Regions from separate parts of the Homo sapiens genome. Here region 2 is linked to region 1. The links are chromatin loops, found by intact Hi-C in ENCODE. Cell type or tissue: MCF 10A. All regions are shown on one strand. Links, peaks and the distances in the headings refer to the core of each region. The heading gives the core; the rest is flanking DNA.

Region 1 (16,538 bases), core at 4,861-12,860:
TCTTGACTTTGGATTTGATATTGCCATTTGCTTTGGCCCATGGAATATTAGCAGACATGATGTGTGCAGAAGCTTGAAATGTGCTCTGTGGTTGGGCATGCCTTCTTGCACTTTTACCACTGTCAGAAGATCATGCCCTGCAGCTGCTGTTCCCCAAACCTGGATCCTGGAATGAATGGCACAGAGTATACCTAAACCTTGTCTACAGGCTGGAGCTAAGCTCAGCTGAGATCAGCAGACTCCAGCTAACTGGAAGCCTGAAGCAAAGTCCAGTTAACTCCAGTTAACCCGGACATTTCTGTGTGTGTGTGAAGTGTTTATGGTTGTATGCCATGGAATTTGAGGGTAATTTGTTATGCACCATTGTCATGGTAATCACTGACTGATAAGAGATTACTCTGAGCTTACAAAGAAAGTTCCTGAAATACACAGAACTGCCTTGCCATGGAGCTAGGCTGCCCTGGAGGCTGGCCATCTAGGGAAGAAACAATGCAGACAGCCACCCAACTCCACTCTACCCACCCCACCGCAGCCCTGCCCACCACCTGGCACTCACCTGAGTCTGAGGCTGCTGGGCTCACCAGGCTGAGCAGCTCCCGCTCCTTCTCATAGTCCCCTTTGCAGAGCAGCTGCCCCTCCTTCAGGACAAACTCATCACCCTTCTGAAGCTGTCGCTCGCAGACACAGCAGCAGAAGCAGCTCAGGTGGTATACACTCTTCTGGGCCCGCATAACAAACTCATTGGGAGCGATGGCCTCGAAGCAGCCCCCACATTTAACAGCAAACAGCCTGGCAGCAGGGAGAAAGGAAGTACATGCACCATGAGTAAAATCTGGCTTGGTCCTGGGTCTCCCCTGAAGTCAACAGCAAAAGGAACTTCAAGAACTGGGATATGAACGTTAGAATGGAATGTACTTTAAATCCAGGTTATTTATTCCCTAAGGAGATTGAATTGAAGCATTCAGTTGAGTCATTCAAAGGCTTAAGAAGGGTGTCTGACTGGATAAAGGAAATGTGGTACATATACACCATGGAATACTATGCAGCCATAAAAAGGAACAAGATCATGTCCTTTTCAGGCACATGATTGGAACTGGAAGCTATTATCCTCGGCAAACTAATGCAGGAACAGAAAACCCATCACTGCATGTTCTCACTTATAAGTGGGAGCTGAACAATGACACATGGACACAGGGAGGGGAACAACACACTCTGGGGCCTGTCAGGGGGTGGGGTGGGGGAAGGGAGAGCATTAGGAAAAATAGCTAATGCATACTGGGCTTAATACCTAGGTGATGGGCTGGTAAGTGCAGCAAACCATCATGGCACACGTTTACCTAGGTAACAAACCTGCACATCCTGCACATGTACCCCAGAACTTAAAATAAAATTAAAAATTAAAAAAAAAGAGGAGTATCTGAGTTAATGCCCAGAATGTATTTGCTGTGGTTCATGACACAGTGCTTTCAAAGGTTGGTCTACAGACTGGCGCCAGGCAGGCTGTTCAGAATCCCTGGGGGAGCTTATTATTTAAATTATTTAAATCAACAATAACAAAAATGTCCAGGCCCACTCTTATCAGCATATAAAAGGATGTGCCCCAGATTGTGAATTCTTAATAAGCTCTTGAGGTGTGTAAGAGCTTAAATGTGTAGTCTAGTTTTTGAGAAACTGCATCCCAACTTCCCAGCCTGATATTCAATAGATTCAGCCTATCTCTCAAGACTTAACTCTTCTTTCATTTATTTTCAACACAACAGTTAGACTATCTATTATATATGCCAAGCCAAAAGCAGTAAGTGCTAGTGATATGAAGATGAATAAAGGAAAATCCCTCTCAGAATTGAGTTCAGGCTAATGGAAGAAACAGACATATCCAAATAATTAAAGTAGAGGGCTGTGGGAGTACAGAGGGGAAAACAACTAACCTGCAGGGAGTGAGCAGGGGGTGCATTTAGTATGTATTCAATACATATAAGTCAAACAAAAGACAGTAAGGAAGCCAGGCTGGCAGGCACAAAGGGGTGGGAGGAGGGACAGTCCCAGGGGAGGGAACAGCCTGTGTGAAGGCCTGGAGCCACGAACAGGCATGGATGCTCAGGTTGTAAGGTGCACTCCACCAAGTTAGAGGCAGGTACCTCCAGAAAGGTGACAGGTGAGGTTAAGTCATGACCCAATCACACACTAAGGAGCTGGACATCATCTGGCAAGCAATTGGGAGTATTGAATGGCTTTTTTTTTTTTTTTCTGAGACAGAGTCTCACTTTGTCGCCCAAGCTGGAGTGCAGTGGCGTGATCTCGGCTCACTGCAATGTCTGCCTCTTGGGTTCAAGCGATTCTCCTGCCTCAGCCTTCTGAGTAGCTGGGATTAAAGGTGCATGTCACCATGCCCAGCTAATTTTTGTATTTTTAGTAGAGATGAGGTTTCACCATGTTGGTTAGGCTGGTCTTGAACTCCTGACCTCAAGTGATCCTCCCACCTCGGCCTCCCAAAGTGCTAGGATTATAGGCATGAGCCACTGCTCCAGGCTTGAATGGTTTTTTAACACGGTAATATCCAAGTTCTGGAAAAGGAACTCTTGGCTGTATGAAAAGTGGAATGGAAATGGAGGTAGCGAGATGAGTGAGCAGCTGAGAAATTATCAGGGTCAGGACTCATACAGCAGAGGTAAGACAGAAAGAAGGGGGCAGAGCCTACAGCTGGAAGATAGGAAAGCATGGGGCATGGCTCCCAGGGTCCTGGTGGTCAGAGCTGGCAGGTAATGATAATGCCAAGACTCCAGTATACAAAATTACTCATTTCCTACCTCTGGGCCTGTTTATGCCATTTCCCCATTCTAGAAAGCCTTCCTTTCCTGTTTAATATATCTGAACCCAAACCACCCTTCAGGACACAGCAGCTTCCATCTTCTCCTTGAATCCTGCCCTGATCTGTGCCCCCTAGCCTGAAGTGACTGCCCCTCCTTTGAATGATGATACCAGGAACTATCTCTGTGGGTCATTCCACAGTTATCCGGAGATGTCTCAAAACTACAATATGAAAAGTGGTGGGCACTGGAGGCCTGGGCTCTGCTGCCAGCTCTACAGATAACCATGCAAAATCTTGGGCAGGTTGTTTAGCCCGCCCCTTCATATTTCCTTTTTTCTGTCTGTTGTTAAGATGTTAGGCCAGTCTCCTCCAGCAACAAAAATTCTACCATCAGAGTTTGCAATTGCTGGCTCAAAATATTATCTTACTCTTGCCTTATTATTTTACTTTTCCCAAGTTTATAACTTATCTTGTCAACAGCTCCTATTTCAAGAACAAGGCCTATGGAATATTTATATACTCTCACACATGGTGGGTACTCACTAAAAGTTGATATTATTTGACTCATGGATCTAATTTGTTCACCCTCTTTCTGAAATAACATAATATATATAAACAGTCTAGCATAGGAGCTGACACATAATAGATATCCAATAAAGATGTCTCTCTTCTCTTCCTTGTCACTCCAGAGAAATCATAGTTCAGGGCAACCTATGAAAAAACTAAAATTTAAAGCAGATCCCTCTGTTTCTTTTTTCTTTTTAAAATTGCTTGATGATACCATAATTGCATTTGTCACAACTTTGGCATAAGCACAGAGACAATATACCCTAAGAATATCTCTGGGATTCATTCACTATAGCATTCATTTTACTATTTCCAAAATAAAGAGGTTTTTTTCTTTTTAAAGTAGCAGCAAAATAGAGGCAAAAATACTTTCAAAAACACTCTTTTCATACCCACATGACAGAGAAGTCAGTAGATACGGAAAGGTCAGATAGCGTACAGGAGAGAAAGTCAAGGGGGCACAGAATGGCCAGAGAGAGCAGATAAAACTCCACACCACTCTCCTCTTTATAAAGCTAGATATGAGCTGACTCAGAGCCTATCCAGGGAGATGAGGCCACCTTGCTCTGCTAATGAGCCCCACCCTGGCAGTAGCTAAGAAAACATGAACAACTGAAGAGCATTTTCCTATACACAGGCCAACTACCATGATGGCCTAAGGGTTGCCAATCCATTCACTCAAAATCTCATTCATGCACTCATACAATCATTTATTCTTTTCATTCATTCTTTCATTTATTCAGAAGCATCCACTATGCACCCTGAAATATACCAAACTCTGTGTCTTTATAGGGAGGGCAGGAAAAGAAACCACCATCCCAACAGCATTCATGTACATAAACAAGTATATACTGAGTGTCTGTTATGTGGTAGAAATTGTTGTAGGCACAAGAGGATACAAGACAGACAAATCCTTGACCTCATGTAGCTCGCATGCTAGTGGGAGAGAGTAAACAAACACATAAACGAATAGATAAATCATATCTACATTTAGGGATTTACCTTTAGGAAACAGGATAAAAGAACAATACAAAGCAATGTCCCATGAATATAAAATAGAATGGCATAAAGCTATAGTATATATAATTATAATATTTAATCACCTCCCAACTCTAAATTGTGCGGGTTTATGATTCTAAGTCAATACATGTGCACTGTGTGTTTATCTTGGAAGCTTCCTGGAAGAAGACAAGAGTTTTGAGGGTGGAATGAAGGGGAAGCTAAGGAGAAGTTCCCAGGGAGGCATTACTCACAGGTTGACACAAAAAAAGAGGGCCATTCTAATTCTTTGAGTGAAGGAAGGCAAGGCTTGGAAAAGATGATGAAGCCACCTCTCAGGAAACAGCCTCCTGGAACAGAGGCCAGGCTGCAGGATTGGAAGTGCTTGTGCTGTGTTACTTTCAACAGCTGCCTGGAAGCACCACACCAGTCCTCCTTGCCCTTGGCCATCAGAAGCACCTCAGAATAACCTATCTCGATATGCTTCTCCTCTGCCTCTCAGCTTCAGAAAGGAAGTGAAATTGGGGGATAGTCCAAGGGGTTGGAATGGCTCGTTTATCACTAACAGGTATGATAGAGCCTGGAACTCCAGGTTCCAGCTGCCCTTCCCCTGTCCTCTCGCCCAGTGTGGTTTTTCTCTCTATGTCTAAACCTCTGGCACATCAGTCCTTTGACTATTTGCCTTGACTCCCTCTCCCCTATGCTGGATGCTGTCATTGGGCAGAAAATCCACCCAGTTCATCCCTGGGCCCCAAGTCCCCGGTTGCTGTTTGCCAACCTGAGCAAACTAATCAATGCTTTTCCAGGAGCTGGTCAAAGGCCCTTTGTCCCCAAGCTCTCCTTCTCCTCCCCTTCCCCTGGAATTAACTGTTAAACAGACTCAAGGCAAATGCTCCCAGGGAGTCAACAAGCACTTGAGAAGCTGCAACAGCAGGTGGTAGCATCTGTGCTTGTCTAACTTCCACCCTGCTAATCTCCTCCTCTTTTTCTTGCTTTCTTAATTTCATCCCCCACTCCAAAAATTTCCCCCAAGTTGGAGAAGGGAGGGTTGGAGTGAGTTCAACAAAGAAAGCCCACCATGTTGACTCAGGAGTCGCTAGAGGAAGTGGCGGGAGTTGTCTGGGCTCAAATCCTGAAATGGTCATGGTCACTGGGGATTACAGACCAGGAAGAGTGGGGCAGTCCTGTTTTTTTCTTCTCTCCTTCTGTTTTTCCCTCCCTTTCTGGGTTCAAACCAGATCAACTTCGTCTTACTACCTTGACTCCTGTTATCTTCACTAACCCCAGAGTAATTCAAGGAGAAAAGGTGCATGTGGTCCACCACCTGTGTGCCAGATGTATACACAGCTGTACGGCTACCGCTGTGGACCCAGCTGCTGACTGTACACCTCCCACAAGTTGTTTTCTCTAAGGCTCAGACAAGCAGAGAAAAGGGTTTGTTCAAAAGTCCAGGTCATAATTAAAACACAGCCTGTCTCTTCCTAATGCTCTGGATGGCATCCCCCATGGTTACTTCCCCCACTGAATGCTAATGAGACATCGCTGAGGGTTCAGAGCCTGGCAGCCTGGCTGTGCCCTGGCAAGCTGGAAAAGGCTTCCAGAGATGTCCAGCTCATCAAGGCATACATAACACCACCCAACTTTCCTTGATGTCATAAATTCTCCTACCCCTGAAAGCTCTGCAAATGATTCCTTATCTCCTCTTTGCATTTAATTCCCTCACCTGTAAAATGGGAATAATAGTATCTACCTCCTGGAAAAGCATCCATGGCAGTACTAGTTGCAGAGACTAAGCACTCAGTGCTGTTCCTCTATTGATCACTCTCTGTGGGGAAGGCTCTGGGGATGCCGTGATAAATAAGGCTGTCCCTCTCCTTAGGGAGTTCACATTCTCTGGAAGGCAGCAGACTCTAAATAAATGACCTCAGTAGGATGTGTTTGGGATATGCAGAGAGAAATAGCTGGGAATAGCACAAAGAAGAGACCTATGCGCTTAGCTTAGGCTAAAGGTCACAGAATCTTTTGTCTCACACTTCATCTTCTTTTCTTCTTTCTCCCTGCACCTCCTCTCACTCTCTCTTTTCCACTCACTCTGCCAAGCAGGAAAATAGAGGTTGGCTGAAATGCTATTCAATGCCTTGCTTACATCTCTTCTTGCACAGCTGCAAGCTATAAGATGCATAACTTTCAGTTTTGGTGAGAGAGCCTGGGTTCTCAGGTTCTGCCACATCCAGGCAGCATGACTGGGAGAACACCACTTCATCACTTGCTGCCTCCGTTTGCTTTGATGTAAAAGGTAATAATGATGCCTTCATCTCTGGACTAATGAGGATTAAATGTACATGGAGTACTTTGTGACCTATAAGGTGTAGTGCAATTTTTTGGGCCTTTATCATTTGACCTTTGCAGATTTTTCTTTCTTGCCTCAAACATCGTTCTTGTTGCTTAAGAATTTTATGAGTTCTGGTCAGGTTCAGTGGCTCACGCCTGTAATCCCAGCACTTTGGGAGGCCGAGGTGGGCGGATCACCTGAGGTCGGGAGGTCGAGACCAGCCTGGCCAACATGGTGAAACCCTGTCTCTACTAAAAATACAAAATTAGCCAGGCATAGTGGTGCATGTCTGTAATCTCAGCTACTCAGGAGGCTGAGGCAGGAGAATCGCTTGAACGCGGGAGGCAGAGGTTGCAGTGAGCCGAGATCACACCATTGCACTCCAGCCTGGCAACAAGAGCGAAACTCCGTCTCAAAAAAAAAAAAGAATGTTGTGAGTTCCATTCTAAGAGAACACTTCCTCCGCAGCATGAGCGTGGGCATGACTTTGACATGGGCATGACTGCATCTCCAGAGCATAGTGCTGACCCAGAAGATGAACCAAGGAGACACACTGCTCGTGGTGCAGGCAGAACATGCTCCTTACACCAAGCCGTGGGCGTCTCTCCCTCTCTCCACCAAATCGGATCGAAGCAGTATTTCTTGTAACCAAACTCAGCCATCCTGCCCTAGGTGAGGTGTTGGGGAAAGAACACGGGACTTGGCATGAGAAATCTGGGCTCAAAAGTGCTGCCTTTTCCAAGGGACCTCAGAAAAGCCACCACCTTTCCCTGAATCTTGGTTATCTTATCATCCATTTCTCAATGGAAAAGTTCTGTCCTAGATCAGAGTTGTCAAGAACTTAGAGGCTGAGGAGGAAGGATGACTCTGTTTCCTAGGTCTCCACACACTTTCAACCAGAGAAACCCACTCCATTCACACCTAAATTCAGGTCTCCAGATAGTGTTTTACCATGACACTGCCTTGCTATGGTAATTCTTAAACAAAATCTTTTCCAGAACCATATCATTCAAATATATATAAATATAAAACAGCTAAAGCCAAAAGACATGATATCTATTCTATTAATAGAAGAGTATCATTGGAAGACAACATTTTGCTCCTAAGGCAGGTTGGAAACCCACTAGGCTGGATAATTTCTTACTCCCATTTTTATATTTCAAGCTTTTATTACAGGAGTTGAGAAGCCTCCTCTGTAACCAAGGAGACAAGAATGTTTCAAAAGCACATATGAAGGTTTGATGCCTGAGAAACTACTAGTGGACAAGTCTATGACAATCAACAAAGAAGCACTGAATTTCGGGATGCAACAGCACACCCCTGTACTGCAGGCATTACGGTAGCAAGATGACAACACACCGAGACACCCTAGGGACTCCTGGATTTCAGTGCCTGTTGTGTAACCTTAGGAAAATCACCCTACTGTTCTGAACATCAGTGTCTTCATTGTTAGAACATATTTCAGCTCCAAAAATCATATTTCTGCAAAGGAAGGGGGCTTGTGGAGGACAGGAAAAAGAGAATTAATCTTTATTGAGTACCCACTCAGTGCTAGAAAGTGTGATATTCTTTTTACCCATTATCTAACTAAATTTGTGGGATGGGGTAAATAGAACTATTTTATGAACTCAAAGAGAATCTGACCATATTTCAGTTCTCTCCGTAGGAGAGAACCACTCTGGGATGGCGAACTCATGGGTCCTGTTTTGTATTTCTCTCTCACATGCTCTCTAGCACTGTCTTCATAGGAGAAACATGTAGAAAGATCAAGCAGTTAAGATGGCAGCCTCAGCTCATGAGGGGGTCACGAAACAGGCCCATGGTTTTGTAGAAGGTCTTGAGACTCCACTGCAGACATGTAGGTAGGTGAAAGGCAGGAGTTAAAAAAAAAAGTTGATCCCTTGAGGCTACTCAGCTCATGGACCCCAAAATACCCAAAGGGATTTCTGAAAGAGGCCTACCCTCTATGGATGTGGGTTAGGAACAAATAGTGTGTGGGGACACTCTGACCCAACACCACCAGCCAAGAGTCTACTGTGACTCCAAAGAGATTGGGAAACAAGACAAATCTTGCTGGAACCCCATTCCCTTGGGAGCCTGGCAAGTCAGGTCATTCTTTTCAAGATATAGGCAGAAATGTAGCCAATGGGGACAGGGTTGGACCCAGGAAGACCTGAGGAAGTCCACCCAGAGAGAGGCTAAGATCTTCATCAACCTCATCCCAAAGTCCTGCAGACCTTAAAAAGAGCTTCTCAAAGCCTCCACAACATAGACAAAAAAGCAGAAGGATGGAGGACAAGGCAAACCCATGAAAAACCCTGATGCCAGTTTGAGCCAACTGTAGTGTACTGTGTTTGCCCCCACCAAAATAAGAAATCACAGCCATCTGTAGCTTTGGACAGTAGTCTACTACAGTTCAGCTGTCTTTCTCCAGGCACCACCGATATGAGTTTTGATGAGATATATGAACCCTCCGGTTTAGAAAGTAACAGAGGGTTTGGGGCAGCTCTTTAACAAGGCAGGAATCTGTGTATCATTCAGTTTCCACCTCTCCACCAGGGGGCAGCATAGCAGCATTCATTCAGTGCCATGTTGACTTGGTAACTGAGGTCATCCAGGCAGAGACAGGGATTGGCCATAAGCCAAAACTGTCTGCCGGAAAATCTGCTGCTGGGAGTCTGGGAGACCATGTGGCTAAACTGAAGGAGAGATGGTGAGAGAAGGGTATTCAAAAGTATTGGGAACCAAAAGCATGGCTTGTGGCCTTAGAAGTAGTGACACAAGCAACCTTGTCAGCTGGCTCAAGGTCTCTGTCCTTGAGGCTGAGCCAACAACACCACAATAAGCAACTGAGCACATGGTCCTGGGGTGGTGGGAAAGTCTGCATGGACAATAGAGTGGCAGGATCTTCTATAGGAGACAGTCTCAAGACTCTGCAGTGGTGAGAAAATGGGAAACAATAAGTGGCTGGCAGAGCCAATCAGGGTCTCTGTCTGCCTGCAGCTCCTGGGGAGCTATAAGGAGGACCATACAATGGGATGAACGAGTGGGAGTGAGAACTGCTAAGTATGATGTCTGCACGTCCCAGAGGCTCCGCAAGGCACTGGCCTCACCAAGAAAGGCAGGGTAATGCACATGGTTTTTCATCTATCACAAATGTTGCTGGCGATGGGTGGTTTCTACCTTGAAATGGTAGACTAACTAAGTGCTTTTCTTGTTCTCGCAAGGTGTCCATTCCAGAATCAGCAAGACACTGTGGGAAGAGGACAGCTTTTGACATCTGATTAAACCTGTATTCAAACCTTGGTTCTATCTTTAAGAACTTGAGCAAGTTACAAACTCTCTTGGAGCCTCGGCTTCTTTATCTCTAAAAATGAGATCATAACAACCTTATGAGATATTTTGGAGATTAAGTAAGTAGTGTATTTTAAGTATCTGACACATACTAGCTGCTCTCAATAAGTAGTAGCCATTAACTCCCTTTATTAAAATCAGTTTACCATATCTGCCCATGTAAATATTTATATAAGATAATTTATTTCAAGACAGCCAACTGAGCCAAAAATAGAACTTTATATGTATCTCAAGGTTCTGTCCCTCATTATTATAACAAATCAAATCAAACTTCAACCAGCCTTTCATATGTTACTGGAGAAGACACCAACAAACAACTGTGAAAGGCCAAACACTTGAGAGGAAACTGAGGGTACATCTCATTCAGGCAGCTATGGCTATGGTCTACCCTAACCCAAGGTCAATATTGACACTGGCCACGAGTGTTGACCCACACACAAATTCATTGCCTAACACCCAGCATATGTTCAGGAAGTTGTCAGCTCCATGTTTAGCCAACCAGAGCCAACAGTTGCTATTTGGTTAATGCTGACATTACCTTGCAAATATTTAAAACAGACCATTTCCCCACATCATTTTGGTTCTCATATGACTGCTTCTTACAGAGGCTGCTGACTATTGTGTGGACACGTATTGAGACATCCCTATCCTTGCCTTGCTTCCCTGGCTATCTGACCTCCTGTCCACCAAGAGAGCAGTCAACCTCTCTCCTCATATTACAAATGGAAAGAAACCAAGGCCGATAAAGGGGCAATAATCTACCTCAGACCACAAAGAAAGCTATGATTGCTGAGAGGATCAGACAGAGCCTGAGACTTAGTCAATGATCAAGAAACTAAAGAGATTATACCATGGCCCAATGAGAGATGAAAAGGTACTCCTCCAGGCTCTTAAGCAGTGTTCTGAACAACTAAATGAGTAGACAATGTCAGACAAGCTGAATGAGTGCACTGTGTGTGGGACAGTGAGTCTCTCCTACTTGGAAGCTTTCTTTTCCTCCCCCTCTTCTTTGTTGAAACCTGAAAAGTATCTATGAGTCAAGCCCTAGAGCAAAAGACTGTGGTGAAAGTGTGGATTTCAATAACTCAAGCCAAGGTGGCACAACTTATAGACTTTCCATATTGCCACACAGATATGCACAAATGGCAAGAAACATAAAACAGACATATGGAAAATATCCGTTTTCCTTTTAGGGAGTTAAGGTTTGGTTTCCTTTGAAAATGTCAGTTTTCCTTTCGCTTCATCCTCATTAGCCTCCTGGGACACTCTTAAACATACCCAGAAAACAACAGAGCAGAAGAAATGAGGTATTTTTAGCTGATATTCTGGGCACAGATTCCTATTGTTCCACAATTTTTGGCTTGGCTGGATGGCACGTGGCCAATACAATGTATACTCTTGCAAAGAATGTATATTTCCTGGTGTGTGTGTGTGTGTCTGTGTGTGTGTGCATGTGTGTGTGATAACAGGAAGGACAAGGGTATTATTGATGGTATTTTGATGGGGAAGATTCTGGGATCTCAGCAAGCCACACCAAACTCTCCATAAATCCTGTTTGCTTTGGTCAACATCACTTTTCACTTATTATTACCATTGTGCTATATGTCCAAAAAGAAACTTTTTTTAAAGCCATAGTGTCACAGCTGAAGAGCTCCTAGAATCAACTGTTTCCAGCAGCACTATATTAGGAACTAAATTTATTCTGAAAACCAATGATTACATTCCTAAATCATCTGGTGCACTGCCTAGCATATAACAATGCTCAAAACACTGACAGCTATGATGATCATCCTCCTCCTTAAACATGACTCCTGTTCTCAAGGGTCACCCAGTCTTGTAGGGGAGGCAAACAAGAAAAGAAAAGCATCCACTGACAATCTGAGTAAAAATCTCCCTGTGGCATAAAAACCACAGGGAGCTGCTATGGGGTTTTCCCTTTCTAACTGACGGGTGGAAAATATCTCTGGATTATTTAATTCCAGAATGCCTTTAGTTCAAGGATCTCAAAGCACATGCAATCTTGTGTAAACATCTTAGCTCTGAAATAATTGAGAAGGGGGTCAAATTCTGTGATCTTATTCAATTACATTCATTATACAGAGGGCAAAACTGGCATAACAGCAGAATGTGGCACATTATACACACTCCAAAATCCAGCAGTAATGGAGCCTGTGCACAGAAGCTCAGGGTCCTGAATCCCCAAAGCAGCCTCTTTATCACAGAACTATGTTGCCTTCCTTTCATGTTAGACTTCAGATGTCTCGAGAACCCCATAGAAGTTTCAATAAAGTCTGATCCGGTGGAAGTGACACCGTTCTTGTTTCTTGATTTTTAAAAATATTTATATCCTTCAATTTTTTAACACTTTTTATTCTTCAACTCTCTCCCCATCCTTCCATTTCAACTCTCCTTCCATCCACTAAAAACTGGAAGTCACCATACCCCTTACAATGGCTACTTTCAAAGAGATAAGAAAATAACAGGTGTTGGATGTAGAGAAATTGGAACTCTTGTGCATTGTTAGTGGGAATGTAAAATGGTGCAATGCTGTGGAATGCGGTACGGAGTTTCCTCAAAAAAATTAAAAATAGAATTACCATGTGATCTAGCAATCTACTTCTGCATATATAGCCAAAATGATTGAAAACAAGGACTCAAGGAGAGGTTTGTATGCCCAAGTTCATAGCAGCATTATGCACAGTAGCCAAGAGGTGAAAGCAGCTCAGGTGTCACTGACAGAGGAACAGATAAACAAAATGTGGTATATGCCTACAATGGAATATTATTCAGCCTTAAAAAGGAAGAAAATTCTAACATACACTACAACATAATGAGGACATTATGATAAGTGAAATAAGACAGTCACAAAAGACAAATACAGTATGATGGTACTTAGGAAGTTCCTAGAGTAGTCAAATTCAGTGAGATGAAAGTAGAACAGTTGCTTCCAGGAAAAGAAAATGAAGAGGTACTATTTAATGAGCATAGAGTTTTAGTTTGCAAGATAAAAAGACTTATGTGGATAGACAGTGGTGATAGTAGCACAACAGTATGAATGTACTTAATGCCACTGAACTGTACACTTAATAATGGTTGAGATGATAAATTTCATGTTAGGTGTATTTTACCATACTTTTTTAAAAATAAAAAATTATAATTTTTTTAAACTGGAAGACACAATCATCATTTATGCTCTACCTTCTATAACCAAAATATAGGTGATTATGTTCCCAAGTGAAACTCTCACCAGCCTCCCTTGCAGCTAGGGGTAGCCATGTGAGGTAGTACATGGATTCTATTGGTGAGGAAAGCGCTAGAAAAGCTACTGTTTTCTTAATAAAATGAGACAATCTCAGCTGGTGCATACATTTTGCTCTTTACCTTTTCTCTTTTTTTCTGCCTGGAATTAAAATGCAATACTTAGAGATAAAACAGCTATCTTGGAACTAAGAGAATGAAAGCTACCTGTTAAGAATGCAGAAAAAGAAGAAAGAAGCCTGAATTCTTGAAAACTTTCTTGAGCAGTTACACCTTCCTTGGACTTCCTACTTCTGGACTCCCTCTTCGTGAGAAAAATTAAAGCTCTCTATTAAAATTAGTCAAGACAGAATTATATGATGCCAAATGCAATCCTGCTCAAGTCTCTTCATATTGACTTGCCAAAGGGATACCCCTTCCCACTTGATTTCTTGAATGTCCTACACTCCTATCAAGGGCTAACTCTTCCACTTAGGTGCTAAACTTTGTCACTTCATGCTTACTCAAAAACTATATCATATATTCTCCCTCTTTGCAAATATGTTTTACAATATTTTTCTTGTTTCTCCCATTTTGGAAAAAAAAATACTCCTCTCTTGATTCCATTTCCTCTACCAGCTACCTTTTCATTTATCTGATGGCCTTTGTAGAAAAAAAAAAATTTTAATTACTTCTATTTACTATCTCCAGTTCCTTTCTTTTTAGACCAATCCAATCAGGTACTTATCCCACCTTTTCTAACAAAATTGTCGTGTGAAGGTCACTAATGACCTCCACAGTGTTTAGTCCTCATTGTACTAAGCCCATCAGCAGGCTTGGACATCATCAATCATTTGGCTTCCAGGACTGCTCACTCCTGATTTTCCTCCCACCTGGTCACTCCTGCTTTGTTCTTCCTTACCAATTTCTCCTCATCTCCCTGACCATGAAATGTTTAGTTCTCTTCTTTATCTATGCTCGCTCCCCTTAGGGATCTTATCCAGTCCCATTACTTTAAATATCATACATTTGCTAAATGATTTTGACATTTCTATCTCCACCCCAGCTTGCTCTTTTGAATCTAACTTGTATACCCAACTACCTACTCAACATCTTCACTTGGATTTCTAATCACAGTCTCAAACTTAACAAAACCAAAATAAAATTCCTGATCTTTTCCCACCCACCTCACTCTGGCTCCAATCTGCTCCAACCACAACCTCTCCATTTCCATTGATGGATGGCACCTATATCTTACCTGTTGCTCAAGACAAACATCATGGACTCACTTTTGACTTCTTTATCCTCCGCATCTCATATCCAATCTGCCAACAAGCAATTTCTGCTCCACCTTCAAAGAATAGCCAGGACAGTCATTTTGCATTATCTCACAGCTCCCACTATAGTCCTGCCTCCACCATATCTTCCCTGGGTTACCTCCACAACTTCCTCAATGGACCACTTGCTTCCTCTTGTCACCTGCTATGCTGATCTTGAGCACAACACTCAGGGTTATCCTACTACCTAAATCAGATCATGCCCCTCATCTGTGATTTAGCAATCTATTTCATTCCCATTTTCCAGACAAGAAAACAAAGACTTATGAAGGTTTAAGTAATTTGCTCAATTTTACACAGCTAGTATTTGGGGGTGCCAGGATTTAAATCAAGTCTGCCATTATATCACTGCCTAACTTAGCTTTGGGGTTGTCCTCATCAAATGGTAGGATGGTATTTTGCAAATTAAAAGCTCTGTGTGACTACAAGGTAATACTACCACCATTATCAACACAAGCTCCTGATATGGTAGTGCTGAATGAAGAAGGTTATCAATTATATTGAAATATTTTACCTAGAAAGGAAAGGCAAGAGTTTCCCTTCCAATACTTGAAAGAAAATCCAGAATGAGATCAACAATCCAGGATGAGTCTAACCCAGGAGAGCATCAATTAACTTTGTGACTTACGCTGAAACAAGCAAGGAGGGACTGGGTAAAAATAAAAAAAAACAGGAGGAATGGTGGAAGCCTGCACACAGCCCCCACCAGCACCCCAACCACAAAACTCATGTGCAAGTCTGCAATATAATTTTCATCTTGGATGCCTTTCATATGGCTCTGCTCCCCATACCCAGCTCCATTCAGAGGATTAAAGAAGAGGGACAGACATGAGTAGCTAAAGAACCACAAAAATCCCTGTGAAACAGGATTCTTGGTTTAAAATCACAGTGACTAGTTATGTGTACAGACATGCATAAAGCATGCATATGCTCGCACACACACACACACATACATGCTGCCTTAGACTAGAAATCCACACAGCATGCTACAGCCAGAAGTTTGGGGAGGAATTTTTTATAACAGCCCCTCCCAACCATGGAAATAAATAATGACAAGTTAGGGTGTCCTCAACCAGAAGAAGTCTTCAAGACAGCACGACCTTTGAGGGATGTCTGCATTTTGCTGCGGCAGTGCACTCTCAGATCTTATAAGGTGAAACTAAAGGGAATGTTGATATAGGAAAAGGAGGCCTAGTGCGGTGGCTCATGCCTATAATCCCAGCACTTTAGGAGGCAGAAGCAGGAGGAACGCTTTAGCCCAAGAGTTTGAGACCAGCCTGGGCAACTTGGGGAGACCCCGTCTCAATAAAAAAATTTAAAAATTAGGGGAGGATTACTTGAGCCCAGGAGGTCGAGGCTGCAGTGAGCCATGTTTAAGCCACTCTACTCCAGCTTGGGAGACAGAACAATACCCTGCCTCGAAATAAAAAAGGAAGGCCGGGCGCGGTGGCTCACACCTGTAATCCCAGCACTTTGGGAGGCCGAGGCAGGCAGATCACGAGGCCAGGAGATCAAGACCATCCTGGCTAATACGGTGAAACCCTGTCTCTACTAAAAATGCAAAAAAATTAGCCGGGCATGGTGGCGGGCACCTGTAGTTCCGGCTACTCAGGAGGCTGAGGCAGGAGAATGGCGGGAACCCAGGAGGTGGAGCTTGCAGTGAGCCGAGATCGTGCCATTGCACTCCAGCCTGGGCGACAGTGAGCGACTCTGTCTCAAAAAAAAAAAAAAAGAAAAAATGGAAAAGGAGCCCCAGGGGTCCACCCCTTCCCTGCTTGGACCTTCAGGTTCCAAGTTACAATTGCAAAAATAGGAAGTTGCAGACCTGTTCTTCCAAGTCAAAAGATAAGGCCAGAGGCTTCTCTTGCTGGTTCCAAGAGAAACACCTGCCTCTATCATTCAG
Region 2 (16,538 bases), core at 2,838-10,837, 340 kb after region 1:
GTCATCAAATCCTATAAGATACAATGCCAAACTACTAAACATGGCATGAAAACCTCATCATTATCTCACTCCTGCTTTTTGTCCAAACTCATTTCCCACCACTCTCTCATTCCCCAATGCACTCACACCCTGTGGTTCAGCTTCATATCAATGTACTTGCCGTTCCTCACAAATATTGAGCCACCTAATATAAAGGTCTTTGCACATTTCTTTCGAATAGCCTTCTTCCAACTTCCTATACCCAATTCAGATAATTCCTATTGCCTTTTAAGACAGTTTGTGTCACCTCCCTGTGAAGGCTTTCTTGGCTACCAGTGGGCAGGTAAGTGGCTTTCTCTCTATTTCTTATAACAAATTGTATTTCCCTATGGTGGTACTTACCACATTAGAATTACTGATTTGCTTGTCTCTCTTCTCCAATAAATTGTAAGGACTTACAAGTAAGGACTGTGCTTCATTCATTGTTCAACTCTCCTTCCTCTGCCCTCCCTCTATCACAATACATAGCACATGGAAGGTACTTAATTTTTTTTTTTTTTTTTTGAGATGGAGTTTCGCTCTTGTTGCCCAGGCTGGAGTACAGCTGCACAATCTTGGTTCACCACAACCTCCACCTCCCAGGTTCAAGCGATTCTCCCACCTCAGCCTCCTGGGTAACTGAGATTACAGGCATGCGCCACCAGGCCCAGCTAATTTTTTTTGTATTTTTAGTAGAGACGGGTTTCTCCATGTTGGCCAGGCTGGTCTCGAACTCTCAACCTCAGGTGATCCACCTGCCTCAGCCTCCCAAAGTGCTGTGATTACAGGTGTGAGCTACCTCGCCCGGCCTTTTTTTTTTTTTTTTTTTTTTTTTTGAGACATGTTCTTGCTCTGTCACCCAGGCTAGGGTGCAGTGGTGTGATCACAGCTCACTGCAGCCTTGACCTCTTGGGCTCGAGTGATCCTCCCACCTCCTTCCCAAAGTACTGGAATTACAGGCTTGAGCCACCCCGCGTGGCTAGGTTTTTTGTTTGTTTGTTTCTGTTTTTTGAGATAGTGTCTCTCTCTGTCACCCAGGCTGGAGTGCAGTGGCGCAATCTCAACTCACTGCAGCCTTGACATTCCAGGCTCAAGCAGTCCTCCCACCTCAGCCTCCATAGTACTTAGTACTATAGGTGCACACCACCATGCCCAGCTAATTTTATATTTTCTAGAGACAAGGTCTCACTGTGTTGCCCAGGCTGGTCTTGAACTCCTAGACTCAATCATCCTGCCTCAGCCTCCCAAAGTGCTGGGATTACAGGTGTGAGCCACTGCCCCTGGCCAATTATTATTATTATTATTATTATTATTATTATTATTATTATTATTATTTTAGTAGAGATAGGGTTTCTCCATGTTAGCCAGGCTGGTCTCAAACTCCTGACCTCAGGTGATTCACCCACGTCGGCCTCCCAAAGTGCTGGGATTACAAGTATGAGCCACGGTGTCCGGCCCAATTTTTTTTAATATATAAATAAATGACTGAATACAGACAAACCAAGATAACCCTAGTGGTTTCCTGCTCTCTTTTTTGTTAGCATGATCAGTCATAGAATTCATGTAGCTTGACTTCAAAAGTTTTTCTGGTTTAGTCCATCCTCTGGAATAATAACTAATAGTTTCTATCCTATTTTCTAAGATACATGCATTTTAAAGCTAATGGGATATTTGATCACAATGTCCTGCTGGGGTGTTAAATCAAAGAAACCAAAGCTTTCTTTCATTTTATTTTGTCTATGGCATCTTTCCTGCATTCTCCAAATGTTCTCTGGTTAATCACTTGATCCACACCAAATAAGTCAAATGAACTCACCTGATGAAATGCAAAAGAAAGCCTGTAAGAACTTTAAGTTTGCAAATACAATTAGACTCTCTTTAATTCAAATAGTCGGATAATGCGATTCCCTAAGATTGTCATTCAGAATACCAACTCTCATTGTACTGAGGGGAGAGAAGATGCATAGAAACTCCAGGTGACAAAATATTTAAAAACACAGAATATTTTTTTCAAATGTATTCTTCTAATTTAAAGATGACACATCTTATAAGGGGGGATGAGAGCAATAAAACCGCTCCCAGTTATTACAGTGAACCTGCCAGAAGACCAGTCTTTGATGCCTATCAGCAGTCTCTGTCTATAGAAGCTGTTCCAGCTTTCATCCAGCCTTCTGGGTCCACTTCTCCACTCTCATTCCTCACATGTTGACCCTTGGGGATCTCCTACTGGAAAGTGCTCTTTCCTGCCATCACCCTCCTAGGCCCCTACCAGGGACCCAGCCCCAATGGGGCTTAATAGGCACCTTGGCATGGTAGTCTGGTGCCCTAGACTTTTTTTCTTTTAATTGAGGCAGAGTCTCACTACGTTGCCCAGGTTGGTCTCGAACCCCTGGGCTCAAGCATTCTTCCTGCCTCAGCCTCCTGAGTAGCTGGAACTACAAGCCACGTGCCACCTCGCCCAGCCAGTTACCCTAGACTTTTTGACGAAAAGAAAAAGTTTTCCAGGTTAAGAAAATGAACCATAGAAAATTACAATTGTAGCACCAAAAAGGAAACTGGCTGACAGACCAGCAGCTCAGAGATCAGTGACTTAGACAATGCTGCCACCTATCGACCAAAAATGGAAGTACGGCTGGTCTTAACAAATTTAGAGCGACTTAATGGAAAATTTCATATGGATTTGGAATAGGTAGTCACTGAATTGTTATTACCATCATTACTGGTGCTTCAACAATAAGGTTTTTCTAGTCCTAACACAATCACAACTAAATCCTATGAGCAGGGGGTGCGGCAGAAACTGAGGATGTAGAGTAGGAAAGTAGAGTCATGAATGTGAAGGAGTAAGTACTCTAGTACTTTTCCTTAATTCTGTGAATGTGGAGTAGGAAATCAGTTCAAATCCTGAAAGAGGGAATAGAGGGAATAAAGGCTAAGAAAAGCGCCCTTATTAGAAAAACAGATGGAGTAAGAGGAAGATAACAGCACCAGGAGACTGAGCACCTCCCATACACCACACACTGACTCAACAAGGTACATTCACATAAGGAATCTAATTTAATCCCCACTAAAACCCTGCCAGACTAGCATTTTCGTCTCCATTATTGGGTCCCTATTATTAGAGTGTAGCCAAAAAAAGGTACAGATTTGCATAAGCTCACAGCTCAGACCCAGCAGGGCTGGTTTGAACTCAGGTCTGTCTGCCCTGTCACAAAAGCCCATTCTCATTTTAACAGACCAAAACCACCTATTCTCACTTTTCAAATTTTTTAAGGCAAATATTGAGTACATAAGATTGTTCGGATTACAATCTCCTGCTGGGGTGTTAAATAAAGGAAACCAAAGCTTTAGGGGATGCCTATGCCGGGAGATTTGGTGCCACAGATTCTCTTTAACCCGTAGGGGCTCTTTTTTTTCCTTTCTCCTTCCTGCCCCATTTTTCTCTCCCCTCTAAAATCCTCTGTCTAACTATAGATACAGTACAGTAGCAACAGCCACTATCTACATATGGCCATTGGTACTTGAAATTAGGCTAGTCCAAATTGATATGCACTGTACATGTAAAATGCACACTGGATTTCTGGGACTTCATATAAAAATTTTAAAATCCCATTAATTATTTTTATATTGATTACACAGTGACATGACACTATTTTGGCTATATCCAGTTAAATAAAGTATGTCATTAAAATTAATTTCATCTGTTTTATTTTTTAACAGGACTACTAGAAAATTTTAAATTACATGTCTGGATGGCACTGTATTTCAACTGGATAGCGCCGGTTTAAAGACATGCAAACATGCTTTTGTAAAGAAACGCATTTCATACATTAATTAGTATAAGATCACAGGCATGAAACCAAAATCTGTTTCCTGCTCAGTTGATAGGCAGAAAACTGCCATCTGAGGTTCAATTAAGACAACTATAATTATTAACCGGGAGCTTCTCATCGTGAGCAAACTAATGAAGCCTGATTTTCTCTGGTTGTATGCCTTATGAGTGACTGATTTGTTCACTAATTATCCCAAAGTTTTTTATCCTGCAGATTACATTAATAATAGTGTGATTTATATACTAGAAGAATATGCTCTATCAGGCTCAACAATAACTTCACATTTCTCATATTAGAGAAAGTTGAGCTATTACTATTCCCCTCAGAAGCATGTTCCTAAGACGCTGCAGAATCTTCTCACCCCTACCTAGTTCAATGTCTTTAAAGCAGATGGAAATGTCATTGTGAACCAAAGGCTAGTCACATCCTAGGATTAAACCTATTTACCTCGAAGGCTTATTTTCAGGCTAACCAGGGTTCCTTACAACTTTTTCTTATCAAAAACAATCCTGGAAAAATGGACTTAGAGAAATCTACAGGCCAATGGACTCCTAAAGACAAGATACAGTCAAAGTTTCTAACCAGGAATTAAAAGATCAGGCTTACTCCCTAGGATGACAAACAATTGGTCCAAACCATATGGAGGTGCTCCTTCTACAGAGCCCTCAGCACAGTGGTACCTGAGACTGGACTTCATGAGCAGGGTTCTTGGGCAGGCAGAGCACATTCTGGGATGGCAGAAGACATTCTGCCTGTCCAAGAATTTCAAAGAGCCTCCATCTGCCCCTTGGAGTCAGGGTCTATGTCAATCATGATGCCGAGTTTCCAGACAGGAGGAGAATGGACTAATTAATTTCTCAAGTTCGCCTTCAAAACCAGACTCTGATCCCCCACTTTCAGCATAAGGGAACAGACCCAATAAGTTAAATTGAAGTTAAAAAAAAAAAAAAACCCTGGTCTGAGGTTTCCTAGGAACCCACTTGAATAGTGCACAATACAAACTCAACAGATATCTTCTGCCAGCTCTTTTCAATTTTCTCTGCTATGTGTGATATTTTCCATGGATGAGACCAGAGATGTTTGGTTGTAAATGATTGTCAGATGTTTAAACAATTTTGTTGCTGAAACATGATAATTTCCAGAAGCCCCTTTTCTGTACACGGTATCTTTTGCTAAGACCCACCACAAAGAAAATGAGTTGTACCAGAAGAATGGCAGAAGATCTGGAAATTAACTAAAAAAAAAAAATGGACCATAACATGCCTCAAACAAAACAAAAAAAATCATTAATAAGAAACAAGCCAGTTTCTAAGGGTCATGGAAAGAATACACATTGAGTTCCCAGCAGCTGGCTATGTTTCAAAGTCAGTAACCTCCAACTTGTCAGGGAAGATTGTGGTTAATGCTGTGAAAGACATGTGCTGAAAGATTTCTGGTTGCCCTTAAATTCCTGAATTTCTAGTCAGGATATCATACCACACATGTGCAAAACAGAAAAGTCTGGTAAAGTCTAAGTGGGTCCTGCTGTAAGTGTATAAAATCTTAACTTATAAAACCAATACATTAGATAATCACATATCAAAAAAGGATTAACTCAAAAATATTTTTAAATAAAAATTTCCCTACTCACATAGTAGGTTGAATCATATGAAACTGCAAATATTTGACTCTTTTTGACCCAAAAACCCCCAAATTCTGGCAATTCAAGCTATACATTTCATTAACAACATTGGCACTAAAAATTTAAAGAGAGTATTAGGAATCCCTACAAAAGGTTGCAGAAATAAAATTTTTAAAAAATATATTTCTCAAATTACAAAGTCAACAGGAAATTATTTTGTTCAATGTTTTCTATTTTTAGATGTATAATTTTTTTCAGTGACATACCTATAGCCTCTTTTAATCTGAATACCACAGGATATAATCAGTGATAACTAAGAAGAATTTTTTTTTTTTTTTTTTTTTTTTGAGACAGGGCCTCACTCTGTAGCCCAGGCTGGAGTGCAGTGGCAGGCACAATCTCGGGTCACTGCAACCTCCACCTTCTGGATTCAAGTGATTCATGTCTCAGCCTCCCTGGTAGCTGGGATAACAGGCGTGTGCCACCACGCCCAGCTAATTTTTGTATTTTTTGGTAGAGATGGGGTTTCACCTGAAGTAAGAACTTCAGTAATAAATTTGGCAATGCCTAAAATAATAGTAATACACTTCATGTTTGTTTATTGTTTATATTTCAAAGTAGCTTTAAATGAAATGACTCTATTAAGCCATTTCTCCAAATCCTTTGTGTGAAAATGAGACAAAGATGGAAGAAAGAGAGAGAAAGAAAGAAGGAAAGATGGACTAATTTTAATTATCGAAATTTAGACACCCAAATGAGCATTGTCTTTCAAAGGACTCCCTATAGCTACATATCTAATTCCAAGTGACGCTGCCACACTGATCAGAACGTTCATGGAATTCCTCTTTGGAATCACTTTCCAAGTTACATAAGAAAACCAGTACATTCTTTAACAGTCATATTTTTTTCTTTTTCTTTTTAAATTCCAAAACGGGGTGTCTAGCTAGATCAGTTGGTAGAGCATAAGACTCTTAATCTCAGGGTCATGGGTTTGAGCCCTACGTTGGGCGCTGTGTTTCCCAGCATTTTGGGAGGCCGAGATGGGCAGATCACTTGAACTCAGGAATTCGAGACCAGCCTGGCCAACATGGCAAAACCCCGTCTCCACAAAAAAATACTAATATGAGCCAGGTGTGGTGGCGCATGCCTGTAGTCCCAGCTACTTGGGAGGCTGAGGTGGGAGGATCACTTGAGCCTAGGAGGTGGAGGCTGCAGTGAGCTGAGAGCGCCACTGCACTCCGGCCTGGGTGACAGAGTGAGACCTTGTCTCAAAAAAAGAAAGAAAGAAAGAAAAGAAAAGAAAATGGCACCAACCAGCTTATTGATCTACTTAGTTCCAGATGCTTTTTGACTATTTGCTAAAATGTGTACATACATGCATACATAAAAATAAAATAAAAACGACTCGGGAAAGGAAAATATTTTTACACTGAGGATACCCAAGAATGCCGGGTACATTCTCCCACTTTCCCTTTTTGTCTGCTTATTACCCACTTCCTCCAGCAGTACCCTCCACCTTCTGACAGAAAACCAGGTCTCTTCTCTGTAAACCAAGGTGGTTCGAAATGAGATGGTGGGAATGTCCCTTACAACGGCCAGCCCCAATCCCACCGGGAGTAACTTCGACATATTCCTTTACTCTTTCTGCTTCTTTTAACATATCTGAAAATGGAAAGTAGGTAAACTGCACCTACTTCCTCAGAAGGTGGAAGGGATTCGTGGTGTAATCTCTCTACGTGGGCGGAAACACACTGTAAGCACCCAAATAACAAAATGTAAATGTCTAGCAAGTATATAAAAAAACATCAGGAAAGGTTTTTTGTTTGTTTTTGTTTTGTTTTGTTTTTGTTTTTGTTTTTCATATAAAAGGCCAAAAGTAGGGAAGTGACAGAAAGGCTGATTGCCGACCTTTTCAGAGCTTACTTATTTTAAACAATTACACTGACTCATAAAATAAAAGTATTTCTTGTGCCCCGGTCAAAAGCAAGTGGATTTTTACTTTAAGGGTGAATAATAAGAATGCTTTGGGGATGACGAATAAAAGGGCTTCCCCCGGCTAGCCGAGGCGGAGCCATCGGGGATATACCATCTCTCCTCGTCGATCTGGAAGGCTTTCTGAAGGAACTGGGGTTTGTGTCCCTGGCACGCCCGGGACCTGCGTGGGGCTCAGCGCGCTGCCAGGCGACCTCAGCAGCCCAGAGCTTCAACGGTTGCTGTGGCAACAGGCCGCCCAGAGCAGCAGTCAAAGTCCCTGCGTGAGCGACTGCACTTCCCAAGCGCGGAGAGTCTGCCCAATGAGTTCCGCCCTCTCTAGCGCGCTTTCTGTGATCCACCAATCAGGCTCTGCCACGCCCGAGCTGAGTGGTCAGCTTGCCTGGGAGGGCGGGGTTAGGGTGCAGAAACAGGACGGAGAAGGGGGCTGTATTTCCCCTGGCGTGTGAAATGGATGTTAGTGACTAAAGCTCAATTTTCCAGTTAAGGGAGGAGCCGAGACTTTTAAGTCGAGTGTTCCTGTGGGGCCAAAAGGATGGTTTCAGAGAAATCCCAGGAAGTGAGAGTGCTGGGATATGCGAGGGGCCCACGGAGCCCTCCCCTGCGTGTCTGAGATCACACCCTGCGGGTACCCTGCCGTCGTGTGCTGAAGGAGGTGACTGGATCTCGACTCCAGAGTTTGCTCCTGAGATCGAAAAACAAAACAACCCAATAATAGTAATGACAGCCCTGGGTGGGGACAGTTGCAGCAGGTCTCATGAGAAACTCACTAATTTTGTAGGTTCAGGGAAGGCGTGGGCATGTTGGTGAAGTAAGGTTCTGAGTGGAAGAAGAAAATGCTGCTTCTGGGGAAGAGAATACCGTCAGAAGGAAGGAAAGAAAGGAGGGAGTGGGAGGGGAGGGGAAATCAAGGGAGAGGAGAAGAGGGGAGGAGGGAAGGTGAGGTGAGGTGATTGGTATTCTGCCAATCCCATTCTGCACACTAGTGAGACCTAGCAAGGACTAGAGTTTCAGGGGGAAAATACGAGAATAATGAAAGATAACAGAGAGGAAAGAAAAAAGAAATAATTGAAAAGTTTGAAAGAAGAAAGACAACAGCTGAACCAATGGAGGTGAAAATAGAAGGAAATGAAAATTCTGCAAGCTTTTGTTTCATGGATAAAAGGACTGTATTTTCTGGTCCATTATCAGGATACAAGATGGAAAAAAAAGCTATTGAACTTGTGGAGAAAGTGGCTGGTTTAAATTAGTCCTGTCCCTGAAAATCCAAGCTGCGTGTTTGTCAGTCTTATGGCTGATTTAACTCATAGGCCCAGGAGAGAAAGGATAGAAGGAAGCCTGAATGACCAGCAAAGAATCTGCATCCAATCAACACTCAGAGCATGTATGCTACATTCTTCAGAAACCTTCAGGAGTCATAGACTGTGGTCAGTTCTTCGTCAGAATTATTTTAGATTTACTTCAGTTGTTTTTTCATCAAATGCACATAAAACATGGAATTGTTCTTAGCTGTGCAGACCTTGTCTATTTTCTGAAAGGAAAAACAATGTTAATTTTTAAAGCCCTACATACATTACATCTTTGTACTTTTCAAATCATTGTGTCACCCCCTTCCCTTCTCTTTTGAAGGTGCCTGGCTGAATCTCTCCTATTCTCACAATGGCTTTGCCTCCATTCTGCTGAAGTCGCTTCCCATTGCTCACATTATTATACTGTTTTTACTTCACTTCCAAGCTTGTTTCTGACTACACAAAGGGTGCTGTAATTCTGAGTTCCCTATATATAGAGTTGCTTTTCCAGGAACATTATTAATAAAAGGAAAGGTCTTCCTTTTCCATTATGGAGATATACCCATGTTACGTTGTGCTTTGATGATCTGGGCTCTGACTTATAAAACCAGTGTTACTATAATTTTCACATCTTTGAGCAGCTCTGCCCAGTCAGTTCCCCATAGGTCCCTCGGGAGTTTTTCTTGTTTTATTTTTGAATCTTAGCTGGAATCTATCTTCATTAGGAGTCTAGCGTCTTGTTCTCCGTAGAGCTCTGAAATGGTATAACAGAGAAAGGGGTACTAGAAACAGCAGGCTGACTCTCTTTAATTTTCTTTTTCTTTTTTTTTTTTTTTTTTTGAGACGGAGTCTCGCTGGTCGCCCAGGCTGGAATGCAGTGGCGCAATCTCGGCTCACTGCAAGCTCCGCCTCCCAGGTTCACGCCATTCTCCTGCCTCGCCCTCCCGAGTAGCTGGGACTACAGGCGCCCGCCACCACGCCCGGCTAACTTTTTGTATTTTTAGTAGAGACGGGGTTTCACCGTGTTAGCCAGGATGGTCTCGATCTCCAGACCTCATGATCCGCCCGCCTCGGCCTCTCAAAGTGCTGGGATTACAGGCGTGAGCCACCGCGACCGGCCGACTCTCTTTAATTTTCTAACAACTCAAATAGAAAGTTTTTTGGCTTCTGCTGTTTCCTGACTCTTCCTTTCCTCTTTTCATATAGCTGGTCTACCTTACTGATGTTTCAAGTCACTCTAGCTGCTAGAATTTAGGTGAATTATATTTCAGGCTTTCAAGCCATTTAAGGGGACAAGGAAGATTGTTAACGTCTGGACCTCAGATCCACTGGCCTTAAGAGCTCAGTATCACTCCCCACGATGTTGGCAGATTGGTGTATGTTGTTCTCTGATGTTACCTTGTAGCCATCTAAATGGCTCTCTGCATGCTAAACCTTGGGGAGGAAAGGCTCAAATAGGGTTCACCTTCCCTAACTCCTACTCTTCCATCATTTTTTAAACTATCACAATATCCTGGACATTCTTATTCATTGCTGAATCAGTATAGTTTGAGTGTTTGGAAAAGAGGCGGTGAGAGGAGAACAAAGATGAGTGGAAAAAGCTGAAGTGAAAGCCTTTTCTCAAAAGCTCCTAGTCAGGAGAAGTGACACTGTAGGGCAGACAACTCTAGAAATAGTAGGATACACAGAGGAAGGGCCAGAGTTCAGACGTATGTGAACTCGATGTTGTAAATAGAACATGGGTATAAGGAAGACAGAACACTCTAGTGGTTGCTGGCACAAACTCCTGGGTTCTGATTTCCACTGTGGTGATTACTATGTGGTGACCCTAGACAAGTTACTCAACCTCAGCTTCCTTGTCCGTAAAAGGGGGATACTAATGGCACCAACTTCACAGGGTTGTTGTGACAATTGAATAGGTTGATTATATAAAGTGCTTGGAATAGCATCTGGCATTTGGAAGTGCTAAATAGGTATTAACTATTATTATTCTAGAGCCATAATCCCAAACCCACAGCAGCTTGCCACCACAGGAGTGTCTCTGATACAACCATTCTTTGAGCAAAGACAGTGGGGCATTCTTTCTCATAGTTACTTGTTCTTTTATTGTTATAGGCTCTACTTGGTGTCCAGGACATTAATTAAGCAAACAAGCTTTTGCTTAGAATTCAGTAAAAGCATCATAATCCATTTTCATTTCTACTTTAATACAAGGGTCAGTATGAATTGTCATCCATTGATAGTGGAAATTCTCTACAATAGCTTCTCTATGAGTATGTTAGCAGCACAGTGGAAAAAGAAATATATGAGAACCTTGACTGCTTTCCACCTCTTTCTCTCGTAACTTTCAGTATTCCACAATCAATTCCTTCCACACTACCAAGGAGAGTCCAAAGAAATCAGTGTCCTGAGATCCACCACTGAAATTAAGCATTGCTGTGGGTGAAACTCAAGTGACGCTGACTTTCCAGGATATAGGAGTAATTAGAAATATAAAGTGAATAAGAGAAGGTGGAACATTTGATGAGAAGTGATAAGTGGCCACAAGGTGGCATAGGACAACAGCCACAGAGCACTCCCTTCCTCCCAAGTGACTCCATTTTGCATAAGGGCTCTGTCTCTGCTGCCCTGCCCTCTTACAACTTAGCACCCTTAAAAGCTGTCTTTGCAAACACCCTCGTGCCTTTCTTCTCCCACATTCCGTAGTCAGTGGTCCTCTTTCCCTAGTTCCTCTTTTCTTTCAATAGGTCTCAATTCTCATTGTTTCAGCATGGATTCCCTTTACTCGCAGGTGACCCTGCTTGTTGGTCCTGTACTCGGCAATTCCTCCTTCAGAAAAGTGAGCTCGGCAGGGCACGGTGGCTCATGCCTGTAATCCCAGCACTTTGGGAGGCTGAGGCCAGCAGATCACGAGGTCAAGAGATTGAGACCATCCTGGCCAACATGGTGAAACTTCGCCTCTACTAAAAACACAAAAATTAGCCAGGCATGGTGGCAGGCACCTATAATCCCAGCTACTTGGGAGGCTGAGGCAGGAGAATCGCTTGAACCCAGGAGGCGGAGGTTGCAGTGAGCCAAGATCACACCACTGCACTCCAGCCTGGGCAACAGAGTGAGACTCTGTCTCAAAAAAAAAAAACTAAATAAATAAATAAAATAGAAAAGTGAGCTCCTCCACTGCATCTCCAAGTCACACATTCAGTGGAATCTAAGTGAGGCATGCAGCAGAGTCCACTGGTTTGGCCATTTCACCAGTCACGTTGGGGTCCAACAGGGCTGAGTAACAGAAGGCTGTTGATTGACTTTATGTAATCTTCAAGAGTTTCCTGAGTAGTCAGTTTGAGTTTTTTAGATGATATGATCTTCTATAGAGGAAATAGATTAGGGCATTAAAATTGAGAAAGCAGTGCCTGACTGGATGTTTGTTAAGGAATTATTACCCAAAGACAAGTGGCCTAGGAGTCAGTAGACTGACCTGGATTTTAATCCCACCCCTAGCACATAGCTTGTATGTTTAGGCCAGTTAATTAATTCTATGAGTGGCATCCTTTTGTCCATAAAATGAGGGTAATATCCATCTTGTAGGATTTGTAACATGTAAAATATCTACTTCAATAAATGTTGGTTTCCTCTTTTTCCCTCATATGCAAAATGAAGGGGACTGGGCCAGGTGTTGTGGCTCACACCTATAATTCCAGCGCTTTGGGAGGCCAAGGCTGGAGGATAGATTGAGCCTAGGAGTTGGGGATCAGCCTGGGCAAGAAAGTGAGACCCCAACTCTACAAAAAAAAAAAATCAAAAAATTAGCTGGATGTGGTGACATGCACCTGTGCCTATGGTTCCAGCTACTCGGGAGGCCGAAGCAGGAGGATTGCCTGAGCCCAGGAAGTTCAGGCTGCAGTGAGCCAAGATCATGCCATTGCACTCCAGCCTGGGCAACAGAGTGAGACCCTGTCTCAAAAATAGTAGGGGGAGGAGGGACTGGACTAGATCTTTAAGTCTTTTCCAATGTTAATATTCTATGTTCTATACCTTATTACAATGATGACTCTCATAAATTAATGGAAGTCTGGCAGCAAGTGAATAATAAAGTATCTCCTGATTTTAGGGGAACAGGGGCTATCAAGAACTAAAATAGGATTGCTTTACACTTCTGTGAGCATTCTCTACAACTCCTTCCTCTCCAGACCTTTTGAAGAGGCAGAACAGTTTCCTGTCCCTCAATCAAAGACTACATATAAACAGGGAGTGGGCTGGGCATGGTGGCTCATGCCTGTAATCCCAAAACTGTGGGAGGCCAAGGCGGGCTGATCACTTGAGATCTGGAGTTCGAGACCAGCCTGGCCAACATGATGAAACCCTATCTCTATTAAAAATACAAAAAATTAGCTGGGTGTGGTGATATGCACCTGTATTCCCAGCTACTTGGGAGGCTGAGGCATGAGAATCACGTGAACCCAAGAGGCAGAGGTTGCAGTGAACCGAGATCACGCCACTTCACTTCAGCCTGGGTGACAGAGGGAGACTCTGTCTTTAAAAAAATAATAATAGGGAGTGGCCTCAGCCAAAGACATGGCTAGTTTAGAGTGGGAAGGGCTCAGCAACTTCCCAAAGCACAGGGTCCCAGCAGAAAGACTACCCTGTGATCCTTCCCTCAGGAGTGGCTTCCTTCCAGTGCCCCTATTACCTCCTCTTAGAGCCCGGAGACACTGCAAATGTCAGTGTCCAGGATGCTCTGGGTAGAAGTTAATGATTACTTGAGTCAGCTCTTTCTGCAAACCCTGATGCCTGTGCCTGGTCACTCCGAATCTGGAAGAGACACTGCATAATCTTTGGAAATTCACTGCAGTTATTTTCTTCATCTCCCAATAATCAACCTCAACAACATCCCTCAGTCCTAGGAACTTCCTAGATGGAGTTTGGTCTCTAGACTAGCTATGGGATATCATAACAGCTATGAAGGAATAGAATCATTTTGTGACTTTAACCTATTAGCCCTCTAGTACTGGCCTTAAACAGAGAGACAGGTTTAAAAAACAAAGCCCATGACTCAAGTTAAGGACTCCAGAGCCTGGAAACTCTCTCTCAGGATTGATACCTCTGTTGTTTTTTCAGGACTTAATGTTAGGAACATGGGTTCTCTATATTGGGGGAGTATTATGGAATGAATTGTGTCTCCACAAAATTCATGTGCTGAAGTCCTAACCTCAGAATGTGATTGTATTTGGAATGAGGGCCTTTAAAAGATAGTTAAGGTAAAATGAGGTCATATGGATGGGCCCTAATCCAATATGACTGGTGTCTTTTAAGGAGAAGAGATTAGGACACAGATATACCAAAGGTAGATCATGTAAAGATACCAGAAGAGAATGGCCATCTACAAGCCAAAAAAAAAGCGGTCTTCAAAGAAACCAACCCTGCCAACACCTTAATCTCAGACTTCAGCCTCCAGAATTATGAGAAAATTAATTTCTGTTGTTTAAGCCACCCAGCTGGTGTACTTTGCTATGTAATTCCAGAAAACTAATATAGGGAGAGTTATTAAGACATGTCTCATATTTCTGCCCTTTCCTATTGCCTCCAACCAGATTGTATCTGCTTCCCTGTGTCTACTTGCTGGCTTGGAACTTATTAAGATTGGATCCTTCCTGGAAGAAATTTGCTGATGGAGGCAGAAGGACACTCAGAATTGAAACTGTGTGAGCTTTGGTGCCTGGGATCCTTACTTGCTGTTGCCCATACTTAATTCAAATACTCAATGGATATTTATTATGTCCTAGGGCTATAAGAACATAAGAAAAAGACCCCTGAAACTAGGAAAGAAAGCTTCAAAGAGATGGTCATTTAGACATTTTTAAAGAATGAGAGGAATTGTTGGAGAAGATTGGCATGGGAGAAGAGAATTGAAGCAGAGGGAACAGCATGTACAAAGGTACAAAGATGTGAAACAGAATGACCCGCTGGAGGAACTACATCCTACTGACTAGAATATAGTGTCCATGTGGGCCTGTGGCACAAGGAGAGATAGGAACCCAAACCCGGTTGGAAAATACGTGGGCCTGTGGCACAAGGAGAGAGAGGAACCCAAACCCGGTTGGAAAATACAATCTGGGAGGCAGCTGCGGGGTGTGGAGGAGCCTCAGGTTATTCACTATCTACAGCATGCCCAGGTAGAGTGGTTTCAGCAGTCAGAGAGTGCCCTCAGGCAAAGAATAGCAGCTGCTGACAGCTGGAAATTGTAATCCATGGTAATGGTTGCAGCTGAGATGTGGGTGGGTACCCCCAGCATCTCCTAGATCAACCATACATTTGTGTGAGCCATTTGGTTTTCTCTAGTAGGTCTTGATTTAAGTTCCTGAACTCTGCCCACCACCACCAGCAGCCATGACTTCTTGGCAAGACTCCAAACCCCTCCCTACCTTCACTCTTTAGGTAAGTTGTTTAAAGATGCTATGCCTCCTTGGGAATTTCATTGATTTCCATGTTCCATTCTGCCTGTTCAGCCTCTGCCAACCACTGTCCTGGACTCTCTGGCAGACTGTGCCTTCCTGGTTCTTGTTGGTTACTGGTTGCTTACTGGTTGCAGCCCTATACCTGTTCTTGAACCCCAACTATTGACCCTGTCCTAGGTTTAGTTTACTAACATGGTCTAAATTCTAGTACAGTGATAACTTGAAGAAGCTCAGGCCTAACTTACTAACCATAATATCTTACCCTATTGGAACTGAGCTTTTCCCAAAGAGTACCTCCAGTGTCTTCGCTCCATCAGGATCAGTCAGTCCTACCCTCACCCAACTATCTATAGCCCTAAAGGACCACTGATCATGGCAAGTTAAGGCAATTATCAATAAGGAAGAACAATGATAAAGTATTAGAAGAAGTTAAGTTAAAACCTTGTGTTGCTGAATTTGAAATAGAGAAGTATCAATATTAACTTGTAAGGTATTTTATCTTTTAAAAATTCCCTTGCTCTGTCCACTGAAAAGCCAAGAAATAATGATCAACCTAGTATCAATGAATATCTCTAGAGCCAATATTGTGAATCTGAAATCTATTTTCCATTAAAAGAAATCATGGCTGATTCTAGATCTAGGGCAGGAAATGTACAAGATGAGTCTGGAACATCTTATAATAGAAAGGAAGGAAGGAAGCTACACATGATCATTAGGTGTAGGGTCCAGCCCTACAGGGCTTAGCAGGTGTTCTCCCCGTGTGCAAAGATGAGAGATTGTAAGAAATAAAGACACAAGACAAAGAGATAAAGAGAAAACAGCTGGGCCCGGGGGACCACTACCACCAAGACACAGAGACCGGTAGTGGCCCTTCCCTTTTAGGTAGCCGAAGCAAAGAGGGAAGGCAGTATATGTCAGCGTTTTCTTCCATGCACTTATAAGAAAGATCAAAGACTTTAAGACTTTCACTATTTCTTCTACCGCTATCTACTATGAACTTCAAAGAGGAACCAGGAGTATGGGAGGAACATGAAAGCGGACAAGAAGCGTGACCATTGAAGCACAGCACCACAGGGAGGGGTTTAGTCCTCCGGATGACTGTGGGCAGGCCTGGATAATATCCAGCCTCCCACAAGAAGCTGGTGGAGCAGAGTGTTCCCTGACTCCTCCAAGGAAAGGGAGATTCCCTTTCGCGGTCTGCTAAGTAACGGGCGCCTTCCCAGGCACTGGCATTACCGCTTGACCAAGGAGCCCTCAAGCAGCCCTTATGCGGGCGTGACAGAGGGCTCACCTCTTGCCTTCTAGGTCACTTCTCACAATGTCCCTTCAGTACCTG

What was found. Peaks named below come from ENCODE experiments on the same cell type or tissue, not always from the same donor. Only the 100,000 strongest peaks of a DNase experiment are listed, where the experiment ranks them.
Region 2: it touches region 1 in a loop (13-fold over the local background); 19 of 110 quality-filtered maps call a loop at or near these places.

Annotation. Positions count from the first base shown.
Region 1 is chr1:165,248,852-165,265,389 of GRCh38, forward strand. LMX1A (LIM homeobox transcription factor 1 alpha) reads right to left here. Exons shown (of 9, transcript NM_177398.4): 4 at 557-789. Among named protein-coding and RNA genes, the nearest start is that of LMX1A-AS1, 41 kb to the left of the region's middle. RefSeq lists an enhancer at 4,986-5,558. In MCF 10A, for the core only: a CTCF peak has its summit at 9,262 (motif pointing right); DNase peaks (open chromatin) are centred at 9,290 and 11,090.
Region 2 is chr1:165,590,507-165,607,044 of GRCh38, forward strand. It overlaps the pseudogene TRK-CTT13-1. Among named protein-coding and RNA genes, the nearest start is that of LRRC52-AS1, 17 kb to the left of the region's middle. RefSeq lists silencers at 5,677-5,884, 11,869-12,029. In MCF 10A, for the core only: no CTCF peak of the experiment used is centred there; a DNase peak (open chromatin) is centred at 7,785.